Linked DNA regions of Homo sapiens: all the other regions are linked to region 1. The links are chromatin contacts, found by Hi-C or POLR2A ChIA-PET in ENCODE. All regions are on one chromosome and are shown on one strand. The core of a region is the stretch at or near the end of the contact, and the rest is flanking DNA. Distances in the headings are between cores, read along the strand shown. Region 1 overlaps RFTN1 (raftlin, lipid raft linker 1). Region 2 overlaps OXNAD1 (oxidoreductase NAD binding domain containing 1). Region 3 overlaps RFTN1 (raftlin, lipid raft linker 1).

Region 1 (3,920 bases), core at 367-2,866:
TTCCACATGCAAAATACCCATAAAAATGGTAACACAGCATCCTGGCAAATTAATTCACATTTTTGGTGGCAAACTCATGTCTCATTTTAGGCATGATTTACAGCAATTTTGATAAGACTTTGAGAGTACAAGACAATGGTGGCAGAACCTACCCACAAAATGCTAGGACAGGTGCATTTATTCACTCACTCAACAACTAATTATCGAACAAATACTTCCTTAAGTGCCTGGGATTCATCAAGAACAAGATAAACTCCTTGCCTTTGTGGAGTTTGTGTTCTAGTGCAGGGGCAGAAAAACGAAGCACCAAGTCATGATCAATATGTGGAAATGGTAGGACAGGGAAGAGTGATGGGAGAATTTTCTAGAGGACCCCAAATAGGATTGGCCAGTCTCTCTGAGACCATTTTCATTTTCTGGACTTTGGGTTTTTCATCATTGGTTTGTCCCGTGGTAGGTCTCAGTGCAGATGCTGATGGGGACCCGGCAGCGCATCTGTTATGGCTCTGGTGGATTTGTCTCTGGTAGAGCAGGGAGCCAGATAGAATGGGAGGTGGACTGCAGGACTTGTAACATTGGACTAATGAACAGCCAGATGTCTGATGTGTCCTGAAGGCAGGATATTCCAGCTGGAGGTTTCTGGCACCTCAGAAGCCCTATCAGAGCTGGGTCCTCAAAGAGCATGCTGTGGGATTAGTGCAATGCAATTTGGTTTAAATAAGAGCAGAGCATAAGGAGGGAGGGCTGAGTGAGAATTGTGGTAGCCATAGCAACATGATACTGACAGTTGAGTCACCACAAAGAGAATATTGGCCAACTGTGATTGCTCCAGCATGGCTTGAGAATGTGGCACCTTTGAAGTTACCAGGCAGAGAAAGTTAGGGAGAGAGAAATCCCATGTCTTACCCAATCCCTTCCTTAGTGAGTCAAGACTGTGACAGCCCAGCACATGGTGTGTTGTGTGGCTCTGTTCGTTGTTAGCTAGGACAGTGAAATAATCTTTAATCTCCATTTCCCTGTCTCTTAAGGTTTTGAACCAACCTTTATTCAGAGACCTCTTCTGGGTTTGCATTTTATGATTATCAGTAAGCTGTTAGGAATCCACTGCTGACAGGTGGAGGGGACAACGTTGACAGTTTTGGGTTCTAGAATTCCTGCAGACAGACTGGCTCTCTCCCCAGGTCCCCAACTCCAAAATAAACAACTTTTTAATTATACACTTTGGAAAAGCTCCTTTTTTCAATCCCTTTTCTCTTTTCTAGGTAATACATAAGGTGAAAAATCAGAAAGAAGGGCTAAAGATATGATATAGGATCCCTCATTCATCTCTGATAGTCTAAAGAGAGTAATAAAGTAGCAAGTCCCATTTACTCCCAGAAAGCCTAGTTTTCTCTCTCATCAAAGCCAGTAGGAGGGACCTGGCAAGTCTCTGGATGGAGAAAATGTTTCTTTTTTAATTGTTATCAAACAAAGCTATTTCTAAGTTGGCCTGGGAGGACCCCCTCACCCTGAAGCACTCAATGTGTGTTTAAGATGTCAGCTTCTAGAGGACAGGAGCCCTGTGCTATTGCATACGTGGTCCCGATGAGCAGCTGACAGGATGTGGCAGCTTTGTGTTGCTTAACCACAGTCAGAACTGCAGTGCCTGTCCCTGCTACGGGTCAGAGTTGGCCCCAGCCATCGCCCCTTAGCCGCCGCATGTCCGGCCTCATTACCTTCCCTGTGATCAGGAGCCTTGCGTGGTTGCATGCCTTGCCTGGTTCTCATTCTGCTCATGCAGGTGTGTGTGGGCAGACACCCCTGATAATAAGGATGCATGCCATCTCCTGCCCTTCCATCCCGTAGCCCCTTTCTTCTTTCTGCCTTCCAAGTAACTGACGTTAGAGAAACCGCATGTACCAGGACCAGATCACCCAGCGTGTCCCAGAATCCAGGAGAATGTTATCTTGCACATGCAGGTTTGGTTTTCTTGCCAGCTTGGCATGGTGCTTTAGGAGAAGCCAGGGCAACATCTCGAGCTAGGACGATCTACCCAGTGTGGGTTTTTATCTCTCTCTTCCAGGGCAAGCTGGTGGCACTGCTGGGCCTCACAGTAGGTTATCATAAATTAGACTTCAGGGCTCCAGAGGTAATGCAAGGCCAAAGTGTCCGGCCTGGAGCAAATAAGGGCTAGGTGTGCCAGCCTTGAGTGTGGTGACAAATTAGGAACACTCCCCTTCAGCAGTAACTATATCATTGTATTTCTCTCAAATCAAATGAGGTGACTTTCTTTTCTTTTTTTTTTTTTTTTTGAGATGGAGTCTCGCTCTGTCGCCAGGCTGGAGTGCAGTGGCGCAATCTGGGCTCACTGCAACCTCCGCCTCCTGGGTTCAAGCGATTCTCCTGCCTCAGCCTCCCGAGTAGCTGGGACTACAGGCGCCTGCCACCATGCTTGGCTAATTTTTGTATTTTTAGTAGAGACGAGGTTTCACCATGTTGGCCAGGGTGGTCTCGATCTCCTGACCTCATGATCCACCCACCTCTGCCTCCCAAAGTGCAGAGATTACAGGCGTGAGCCACTGAGCCCGGCCACAAATCAATGAGGTGACTTTCATTACAATTTTCCTCCTAGAGGTTTGCCTGGTATTTGGTTCTTAGAATAATAGTAATAATAGTAATACACCAGTTAGCTTCTGCTGTGTAATAAAGCTCCCCAAAGCTTAGTGAGTTAAAATCATAACCCAAACAGGTCAGCTGGGTGATTTTTCCTTCAACTTTTAGGAAATCGACTAATCTCAGCATGTGCCTGCAGGCGCTGATGGGTGGACCACAGCTAGCAGCTCCAAGATGGCATCTCTCACGTCTGCTGCTTAGCAGGGCCACAGGTCTCTCATCATCCGAAGGCTAGCCTGGGCCTGTCCTCATGGCGTAGGCAGGGTTCCTGGAGAGTGAGCAGAAACAGCAAGGCTCCTTGAGGCCTAGGTTCAGGATGACCGTAATGTCACATCTGCCATATCCTATTTGTCAGAGCAAGTCCCAAGACCAGCCAAGATTCAAGGGGTGACCAGAGGGACTCTCCCTCTTATGGGAGGAGCTGCCGAGCTGTGTTGGAAAGTGGCCTGGACACAGGGAAGTCATAATAGACACCATTCTTCCAAACAATATGTTTCATGTAATAATAACAATTATTATTTTTTATTTCGTTGAGCTCCTAAAAGGCTACTGAGTTTGCTGCCTTTCTTACCTGGTAGAGAAAATGAGACAAAGATGTGAATTCACCAGCACTGGGTGGGTAAAGAGTCTCAGAACTGAAGCTTTTTATGCACTACATGTATTTTCCTCTGACCCTTTTCTGCATCTAAGAACTAAGCTTTTTTAAAAAAAAAAAATTATTCTCTTTGAACATTATGAAAGCCTAAGTTGTCTAAAATGAGAAGACTGCTCTCTCAGACTCTATTATGTTGTCCTGATTACATATCAGCAAAATGTTTTTCTGGGGCATTGTGCATAAAACAAAGGAGAAAACAACATCTCTAGCCGGCCAGCGTGCCTGTCCCTCCCTCCCGCAGAGGCCTGGGAGGCTGAGGGTGAGGAAGGCCAGCTGTGCTGGCTGCAGAGGGCTTTGCTGTTTCTCCACAGAGCAGCAGGTCGCCCCTTCCCTTCTCCCTCCCTCCACCTCACCTCCATGGGCTCCACTGGATGGGAACCATGTGCTTGTTCTCCCCACCCCTAGACTGGGATCTCCTGGGGCAGAAGAGGCTTCCCAAGTGGCACAGACAGAGCCAGGCTGACTGAATGTGAGATTCATGAATGAACAGTGATACCAGGCATAGCCCTGCCCTTTAGCATCCTGAGGGCCACGTGGAGTTTTCTGCAACACTGCCCGCCGTGTTCCAGCATCTGCCTTCCACTTGCTAGGGAGAGGTAGAGGTGAAGTGGCC
Region 2 (3,920 bases), core at 829-3,328, 52 kb after region 1:
ATGTGGAATCACGGCCCAATCTCTTACCCCAAAGATAAGCCCAACAGCAACCCTCTCCTTGATTTCTAGCAGCTCTCCAGTCTGATAATCCTACCTACACAAACTGCATGGCAGCCACATCCTCACTTCCTATCCCTAATCCTTGCCCTCTTCTCCAAAGTACCACATGGCTGTTACTACCAAGCTGATGGTCTGAGACAGCCTAGAGCACAAAGCCATTCAAGCAACAGCATGGAAGGGACAGACACCGCCAACCTCAGCAAAATGGCCATTCTGTGACCATAAGGTCAAATATCAAAAGGAACTCACAACCCCTAGAACCATAAATCAATGGTAAGGGTAAAATTTGTTGAAAGAGGAGGGCCCAGGGGCCTGGAATGAATGCTGATCAACACCTGGGAGGGAAAGCGTCACACACTACCAGCCAGTGATCCTTACCCGCCAAGTCCGACCTCCGAAGAAGTCTGACAGGCACATACGAAAACCAGGCCTAAATTCAGTGAAATGGCCAAATCCATTCATTGGGATGGTATACATGACACCAATCCCAAATCATTTCATCTTGAGAATCACAGTAGGACTCTATTTCTACAAATATCACTAGGGAATGAGGACATTTTCTTATCAGGTAACTGAGGTTAGCAAGTGCATTACACTTGCAGGCACACCACGGTGGCAGCACAATAACCAATGCACAGGCTTTTCCTAACCAGGAGGCTGGGTCTGAGTCTTGGCAGGATTCAGAGTTGAAGGCACGGAGACAGTGCTTTGCACAGGACACAAACATTTCCACAGAAAGGAAATATGGAAAACAGATCATTACAATTAAAGTTTCCACTTTTCAATATAATGACTGCTAAACCATTTTTGAAGGGTAAATATGTTGCCCGCCCCCTAAAACAGGCAAAATGCATTTAATGTGTATCATCGAACATGTGCAAAGATTGCAGTAAATTGCTTCACAAACCCAAATTATTGCAATCAGCATCTTGTTTTCTAGTTCTAAATTCAAAGGCAAACTATTAACACACAAGACTGCTAACTCTTGCTATTATCACACTTGCTATTATCACACATCCTCCTTCTAACAAAACCACATTTCCAGATGGACTGCCAAAATTAGTCAAGTGACTCCTAAGAAACACTATCAAGACTGACATGCCAGAAATCCATTTAGAAATGAATGCTTTATTAAAATAAAGGACACACACACCCAAACACACCTTTCCTAGGGAAATTCAAGTTGCTTTCCTTACAATTGAACTTGAATTGAAGCTCAGGGAGGCCCCATTCGGAGGAAATGTTACCCAGTCAGCATGCTGATCAGTCCCGAGTCAAATGGGACAGACTTATGATTTGTGTGGGGGTTCTGGGGAGCTGGGCCTGACTGGGGAATCCTGATAACAAATTAGGCAAAGTATTTAAATTCAACCCAAATAAGGTACATATGATAGACAAATTCAGTCAAGAGGGTAGTGAGCCCTGTGATGACATCACTAGTTCCTCTTCTCTTCAGGATACTTTGTTTACTCTGCATTGGACACGAAGAAGACTACTTTTAAAAAACCTATGAATCTCCTGCAACACGTAACTCAAGGAGATTAGATTACTGAAGTGCATTCTGTTAGCAACCATTCCTGAAGAGTCTAATTATCAGAGCTGTCAGTTCCATGGGCCAGAACTAGCTTTGTTTGAATGTGGAAAACACAAGACAGCAATTTTCATATACGACTGAGGGAGCCACGGGCTCAAAACCCAAGTGGGCTCTGAGGCCAGAAAAGGAATCAGATCCTCTGTGCCAACAAAGGCTCACCCTGAGCAGATATGATTTAGAATTCCTCTTCCTCAAGGGAATGGCTAGCCTTTTCCAGGAGAAAAAATAATACCTTCTATCTGATGGCACCTTCTTGAACATACATACATGGAACACAGAAAAGTCACTTACCACTGGCCAGCTTTAAAGGAAAAGTCTTGATCAGCAACAAGCAAGCGGAGGCTCTTCACTGACGGTGACTCACTGGCAGCTCCACACACCTTAGCTGCTGACACAATCTAAAACCAAAAGATGAACTGTGGCTGAGGTTAGTGCGTACACAGCACAAGGGACAAATGGTGGCATCCTGAGAACTAAGGTTTTTGAAACCTACAAAGATGTGGTTTTTGAAAATTGCCAAACAAGGTAAAACACACTTTGCTTTAGTTCAGCCTACCACCATGTGAATACATTTTAATTAACTTTTTTTTGAGAGACTTGCTATCATACTAATTTAATTTTATCCTACATTCAAAAATCATCTATTCAAGGGATCTTTTAACCGGCATTTATCTGATGAGTATCCACAATGTGCTGTGCACTGGGCTAGGCACTCTGGGAAGAGCTCAGGGAATTGGAACTCTGTAAACAAGCCAGGGTCTTATCAAGGAGCTGCCGTTAAATTCTCCATCAGCACTGGGCAAAGTGAGGCCCACTCTTGCTTCTGGGGGTGTAAGGAGCCCACAAAGAGCTAATTTCAGAAATCAAAAGCAGGCACTTAGAAACTTTTAACAATTTCACAGAACAATCTTGTGCCTATTGAGTCTAGTAACAGAAAACAAAATGGGTTTGCATTCTTCATGTCTTTGTTTTTAATTAATTTTCAAATTCATTTTTTATCACACGATATTTTATAAAATGGAAACAGATCACAATCTTAACAATAAAAAGAGCCCTTCCCTACAGATAATTTGAGAAGCACTATTTTTACATGATGTATCTGATTTCTGGAAAGCCTTGAATAGGTTTGACTCGGGAGCTATGCAGGTATGTGCCATTCATGGCTCAACACCCCTCAAATTCAAAAGGTATCTATTTCCTTTATTCTTTCATCTGCTTTGTGTTTCTTTGTCCTGTAAGCCTGGGACATCTTCACAAGCAAAGAAAAAAGACAACATGACTCTTTCCTTCCTCAACCTTCTATGTCTGTTCATCTTTACTTGTGGCAGCAAATCAGCAACTAACCAAAATATAGCCCTCTCCTTGGAAAGTGTGACCTTCACAGCTCCACCAAAGGGTGCTTTGGAAATCTGTCAAGGTCAATGAACGTCCCATCCTAATGCTAGCTCATGCAGGCCCTCTACTCCAATAGGACTACTAAATCTCATCAAACTATTAGTGGAGACCATTTTCAAAAATCCACTGGATAATTCTCATGATGGATGGTGGTCTCTCTCACCACCTCAAAGTATCTTCTAGTATTATCTACCTTTCTCTCCCTCCTGCAAAATACCTAACCTTTCTTTCTCCATATTTTTGTCAACCCTCTCTTGCTCCTCTCCTAAAAATCAACTGGGGTAATTTTCCATTACTGACCCTCTACCTGCACTCTTGGTCCTAGTCCTGCCTACTCTCTCAGAAACACTGCTCCATCAGCAACCACCAGCCCTTTCCTTCATGTTCAATTTTCCTCCCTTTAGTACATTCCTGTTTCATCAAAGATTACATCTAATGCCATTTGCAATTCAAAGCAATTCAGCAACAAAATAAAGTAAGCAGCAGAATATGGCTGTTAACAGCATGGGCTCTGCAGCTGGACTGCCTGGTATTTAGTCCTGGCTCTACCGCTTACCAGCTGTGTGACTCTGGGCAAGTTACCTAGCCCTCCTCAGCTATAAAATGAGAATAATACCACCTATACCTCATAGGGTTGCTGGGAGGATTAAATGAGATAATACTGACAAAAGTACTTACAATGCTGCTGGCCCACAGAACTCATTAATGTTGGTTATAATGTACAGTCATGTGCTGTGCAACGACATTTTGGTCAACGACAAAGCACATATACAAGGTGATCCCATAATACCAGATTTTTACTATTTTTCTATGTTTAGACACACAAATATTGTGTTACAAACGCCTGAAATATTCAGTACAGTAACATGCA
Region 3 (3,920 bases), core at 361-2,860, 39 kb before region 1:
CTCCAGTGTCCTCATCTGAAATGGAGACAATGATACCATGCAGCATCATTGAAGGATGAAACGTTTTGTTGTTTTAATTTATGTAAAATGCCTAGCTCAATGCCTAGACATAGTAGGTCTACAGTAGACAGTAATTACTACTATTCTTATTTTATGTCTAGCACAGGCTAGGATTTAAAGACTGGACTGCATGTTTGCAACTGCAGTTTTCCAGGTTGCGCAGTGTGGAACAAAAATGACTTTCCATTTAATGTCAGGGTGGTTCTTCCGAGGAGAGCTGTCAGGGCAGCTTCTCCTTTAGAGAGAATACCTCTGTGCTGGCAAAACTGACTCTCAAATGAGGGTAGATTATCATTGCAGAGGCCTCAAGATTTTCTGAGGTCATCTGCTTAGAGCTTGGTGACTAAGACTTAGACAGCTCTGAGGTCTGCACCGCCTTATTTATTTGTAAAATGACTTAAGCATCCTTGCCTGGAAAGTCCCCTAAAGGCTACCTTCTGGCTTTGGCTGGCTCTTGCTTTATTTTATTAGGTTATTTATTTTCAATTTTTCTTTCAAACTTATGACTTACATTCAACCCAATTGCCTTGGGCTATTTTTTAGGGAGAGGGAAAGTTCAAGTACCTCGGTACTGCAGGTGGGTGTTCATCCCCCATCCCGTTGGTACAGGGAGTGAGAAGGAACCATCACCTCGCTGCTGATGGTGTGGACCAGGACTTGGAGAGCCAAGAGTCAGTCTGTGGCTGTGGGCTGGGCATGATCTGTGGGCTCCTTTGACCTTCCCTAAGCCTGAGAGCACCAGGGAGCAAGGTGTCCATCAGATGATACCTCTCAGGGAGGATTTGCCCACAGCCTTGGCACAGGGGTGATTTTCCCACCTCTGCCCTTCTCTGCCAAAACTATTGTCCAAAAAGGAAGCTCTTTGGGCCATAAAATGCCATCTGTTGTTTGTATATGGTTATATAGACAAGCTGTAGTTATACAGTAGCCTGATGGGCAGGAAGTCAGTGATTCGTCCGAAAAAAAGTGACAAAAAAAACTAAACTCTTAATAAAACAAACTTCCTCCTTCAAACTCTTTGTTTAGAACTTTTTCCAGCCTCTTTAAAAAATGTTAATAAGGACTAGTGTAGTGTTTCAAAGTAGTGATTTCAACTCTTCAAAGCCAAATGCTTTATCTTTCCATCAGACAATATAGTTAAAACAAATTAAAAAAACTGTCTTCTTCAGACTAGGGTGTGGGGGCAGGTGCCCCTGAGGACATGGAGTTCCTGTCAGCTTGGAATTCTTCTCCTGCACCTGAAACAGCCTCGCAGGCCTCGGGGAGGCGCTTTGCACGCTGCACGTGTCCCTTTGATAGACCATTTCATTCACTTGTTTCCCTTCCTTTTGTTTGCCTCACAGATCCAGGAGGCTGCAAGCCAGGGCCTGAAATTCGTTGGTGTTATACCTCAGTACCATTCCTCTGTGAACTCGGCAGGCAGCAGTGCTCCGGTGTCTACTGCCAACAGCACCGAGGATGCCAGAGATGCAAAAAACGCACGTGGGGATCACGCGTCACTGGAGAATGAGAAACCGGGGACTGGGGATGTGTGCAGTGCTCCGGCTGGGAGAAACCAAAGCCCAGAGCCCAGCTCAGGCCCCAGAGGGGAGGTGCCCCTCGCCAAGCAGCCCAGCTCACCCTCCGGAGAGGGAGATGGTGGAGAACTTTCACCACAGGGGGTGAGCAAGACACTGGATGGACCGGAGAGCAACCCCTTGGAGGTGCATGAAGAGCCACTCTCAGGGAGTAAGTATGTCAGCAATGGGAGTTTTGACCCACTTAAAGAGCAGCTAACAGCTTTTCATTAATCCCCATGGTATCTCAGAGAAAAAGGAATGGAATTTAGAGTGTAGAGACAGCAGTCCATCAAACAGGAGAAACTTTATCAAGCAGTTATCTGTGCCACCTGACTGTTTACTTACTGAAGTTATGACTTCTGGGGAGTTCAGAACCACATGAAATTGACTTGCAGTTTGCTCCAAAATGTCACGTTTGAAGTGGATTCTAGACTGTGAGCTCTTTTATCTCCTGTGCTCTCGAAATTGCCCTTGAATTATCCAGTTTTCACACAGGAAGTGTCAGCCTGCCAGGCACCGATGAAAACCTACACACCACCTGTTAAAATACTTGCCTAAAGCAAGACATTTTACAGCTGAGCAAACTGGGGTTTAGAGAGGAAATTTGTTGCCCAGTCTGGAAATAGGCAGTTCGGGCATATGAACCCAGGTGGACTTACCCACCATCCCTTCACGCCTCTCTGCTTGGTCTTTCCTGTGTGATAGACTAACAAGATTTGCCGAGGCCCTTAATAAGATTTACAGGGAGCAAAGTTTCCCTCCGTTTCTCTGTATTTCCTTTTTCTCTACTTTCTTCAGGAAATCAACCATCCATATTTCCCCCTTTCTCCAGGAAATCTAGCATCTGGTCATTTCCTGAGAGCAAGGTACTTACATAAGCCATGTAAGTAAGAACAAGTATGAAAACTAACAGAAGACCCCCAGGGCTTAGGAGGGCTTTCTGTTTAGGCCTTTCTGGATGATCTCCCTGGTTAATATTGTTATTACCATTTATTTACGAATTCTTGAATTTAGCCTCTTACAAGTGATAATGAACAGGTGGTGCTTCCAGAAGGGAAAACAAGGAGAAACAGTTTCTTTTGTTACATCAGAACTTCTTGAGAGGAAAATTATGGGATGGTTAATTCCAGGGGCTTATTTGCAAAGTTGATTTAGAGGGAGATATTGGAGCTGCGTCAGTTTTGTGATGTAGTAAGACTATTGTTTAATCAAGGCATTGAGCCTTCTTAGTATGCACTGAAGTAGAGCCCTTCATCTGTGTGATTTTTCGCTGTTTGAGGCACATGCCTGCTGCCCTCATGAAGTAGCTGAGCATGCATTTAAGCCCAGTGTGTCGTCCTCATGAACGCCCAGGTCTTAGTCCAGAAACCTCCATCTTCTCATGGAGGCTGGGCTGGATGTGTGTGCTCTGAATCCTGGGCAGGAAGATGGACCTCACTGGAGTCCTTCTGTACGGTCCAGGACTGTGGGAGGGCGAGAGTCAGGCCAGGCAGAGGCCCCCAGGAGAAAGGGCAGGAGTGATGGAGAGGTGAGGAGCATGGTGCTCAAGAATCTAGAGTATACATTCCGGCCTGCCTTCCGTGCCTCAGTTTCTCACCCTTTGAAATGGGGATAGAACGATAGTTTCTCATGGAAAGGTTAAAGTTGTACATTTAAAGCACTCGGCACTGTTTGACTCATGAGTATGAGCTGCTATTATTGGGGTACAGGCTCAGTAGTCCTGACACTCGACCTCCACCTCTCATGGAATCCTGGCTTTGAGAAAGGAGGCAGTTACTATTGAGGTTTCCTCAGTAGCTTTCAGATGCTTCCTGTGTTCCAGAGCCCACCTTCCTCCGATACTCCTTCCAGACTTCCTGCCTCCTGTGAGAGGATTATTCACTGGGGAAACTTGTCCAAGGAACTTCCGCAGGTGCCCAGGACCTTCTTGCTACCCCGTGGCCACTCACCTTCCTCACCCAGAATCTCCCCTGATGGCTGAACACAGAAAAATTGACACCCAAAGCATCTTGGCCCCTATCCCATCACCCAAGTCCCTGTTCTCTCCTGGAGAAACAGACCCTGCTGGGGAGGAATGGGTGAATGTGTGTGTTTCTGGAGGTGGTCAGCCCACCAGTGGATGAGAATTTCAGCTCTGCACGGGTAGGCCAGGAGGAGGGATTAAAGCCTCCTTCGAGCCCAGTCTCCCTAGGCAGGTAAACACTGCCTGTCTCTACACATAAAGCAGTCCCTTTATCTCTCTGCTCAGGCTGCGAATCTCTGAAATTTAGGCAGCTCACTATTATCCCTTTTCCCTCCTTT

Evidence for each region. Hi-C counts contacts between places; a loop is a spot of excess contacts on that map. ChIA-PET counts read pairs that join two places held with the same protein, here RNA polymerase II (POLR2A). Pooled maps may share reads with other maps.
Region 2: a pooled map shows a loop between it and region 1 (3-fold over the local background). The contact joins two enhancer-like sites. A Hi-C loop is called at or near these places in 2 of 168 maps with a recorded cell type or tissue (CD4-positive, alpha-beta T cell and natural killer cell) and 8 of 50 pooled maps. POLR2A ChIA-PET finds 5 or more read pairs at or near these places in 14 of 52 experiments (CD4-positive, alpha-beta T cell, CD4-positive, alpha-beta memory T cell, CD8-positive, alpha-beta T cell and 9 more).
Region 3: a loop to region 1 is called in a map of CD8-positive, alpha-beta T cell, with 2.3 times the contacts of the local background. The contact joins two enhancer-like sites. A Hi-C loop is called at or near these places in 7 of 168 maps with a recorded cell type or tissue (CD4-positive, alpha-beta T cell, CD4-positive, alpha-beta memory T cell, CD8-positive, alpha-beta T cell and 3 more), 1 of 37 single-sample maps with no recorded cell type and 10 of 50 pooled maps. POLR2A ChIA-PET finds 5 or more read pairs at or near these places in 7 of 52 experiments (CD4-positive, alpha-beta T cell, CD8-positive, alpha-beta T cell, WTC11 and 4 more).

What each region holds. Positions count from the first base shown.
Region 1 is chr3:16,336,112-16,340,031 of GRCh38, reverse strand. The region is part of intron 7 of RFTN1 (raftlin, lipid raft linker 1); the gene reads left to right. It also overlaps a transcript of OXNAD1 not described here. Among named protein-coding and RNA genes, the nearest start is that of OXNAD1, 73 kb to the right of the region's middle. RefSeq lists a silencer at 1,675-1,734 and an enhancer at 3,317-3,816. Within about 2 kb of position 1,616, at least 12 of the 41 ENCODE cell types and tissues checked have a DNase peak (open chromatin) inside an H3K27ac peak, as active enhancers do; they include CD4-positive, alpha-beta T cell, CD8-positive, alpha-beta T cell and natural killer cell, where a contact is called at or near this core.
Region 2 is chr3:16,284,474-16,288,393 of GRCh38, reverse strand. OXNAD1 (oxidoreductase NAD binding domain containing 1) reads right to left here. Exons shown (of 9, transcript NM_138381.5): 5 at 1,946-2,052. Among named protein-coding and RNA genes, the nearest start is that of OXNAD1, 21 kb to the right of the region's middle. RefSeq lists a silencer at 1,994-2,133. Within about 2 kb of position 2,078, at least 5 of the 41 ENCODE cell types and tissues checked have a DNase peak (open chromatin) inside an H3K27ac peak, as active enhancers do; they include CD4-positive, alpha-beta T cell, CD8-positive, alpha-beta T cell and natural killer cell, where a contact is called at or near this core.
Region 3 is chr3:16,375,586-16,379,505 of GRCh38, reverse strand. It overlaps RFTN1 (raftlin, lipid raft linker 1), which reads left to right. Exons shown (of 10, transcript NM_015150.2): 5 at 1,404-1,788. Among named protein-coding and RNA genes, the nearest start is that of OXNAD1, 110 kb to the right of the region's middle. RefSeq lists an enhancer at 472-561. Within about 2 kb of position 1,610, at least 9 of the 41 ENCODE cell types and tissues checked have a DNase peak (open chromatin) inside an H3K27ac peak, as active enhancers do; they include CD8-positive, alpha-beta T cell, where a contact is called at or near this core.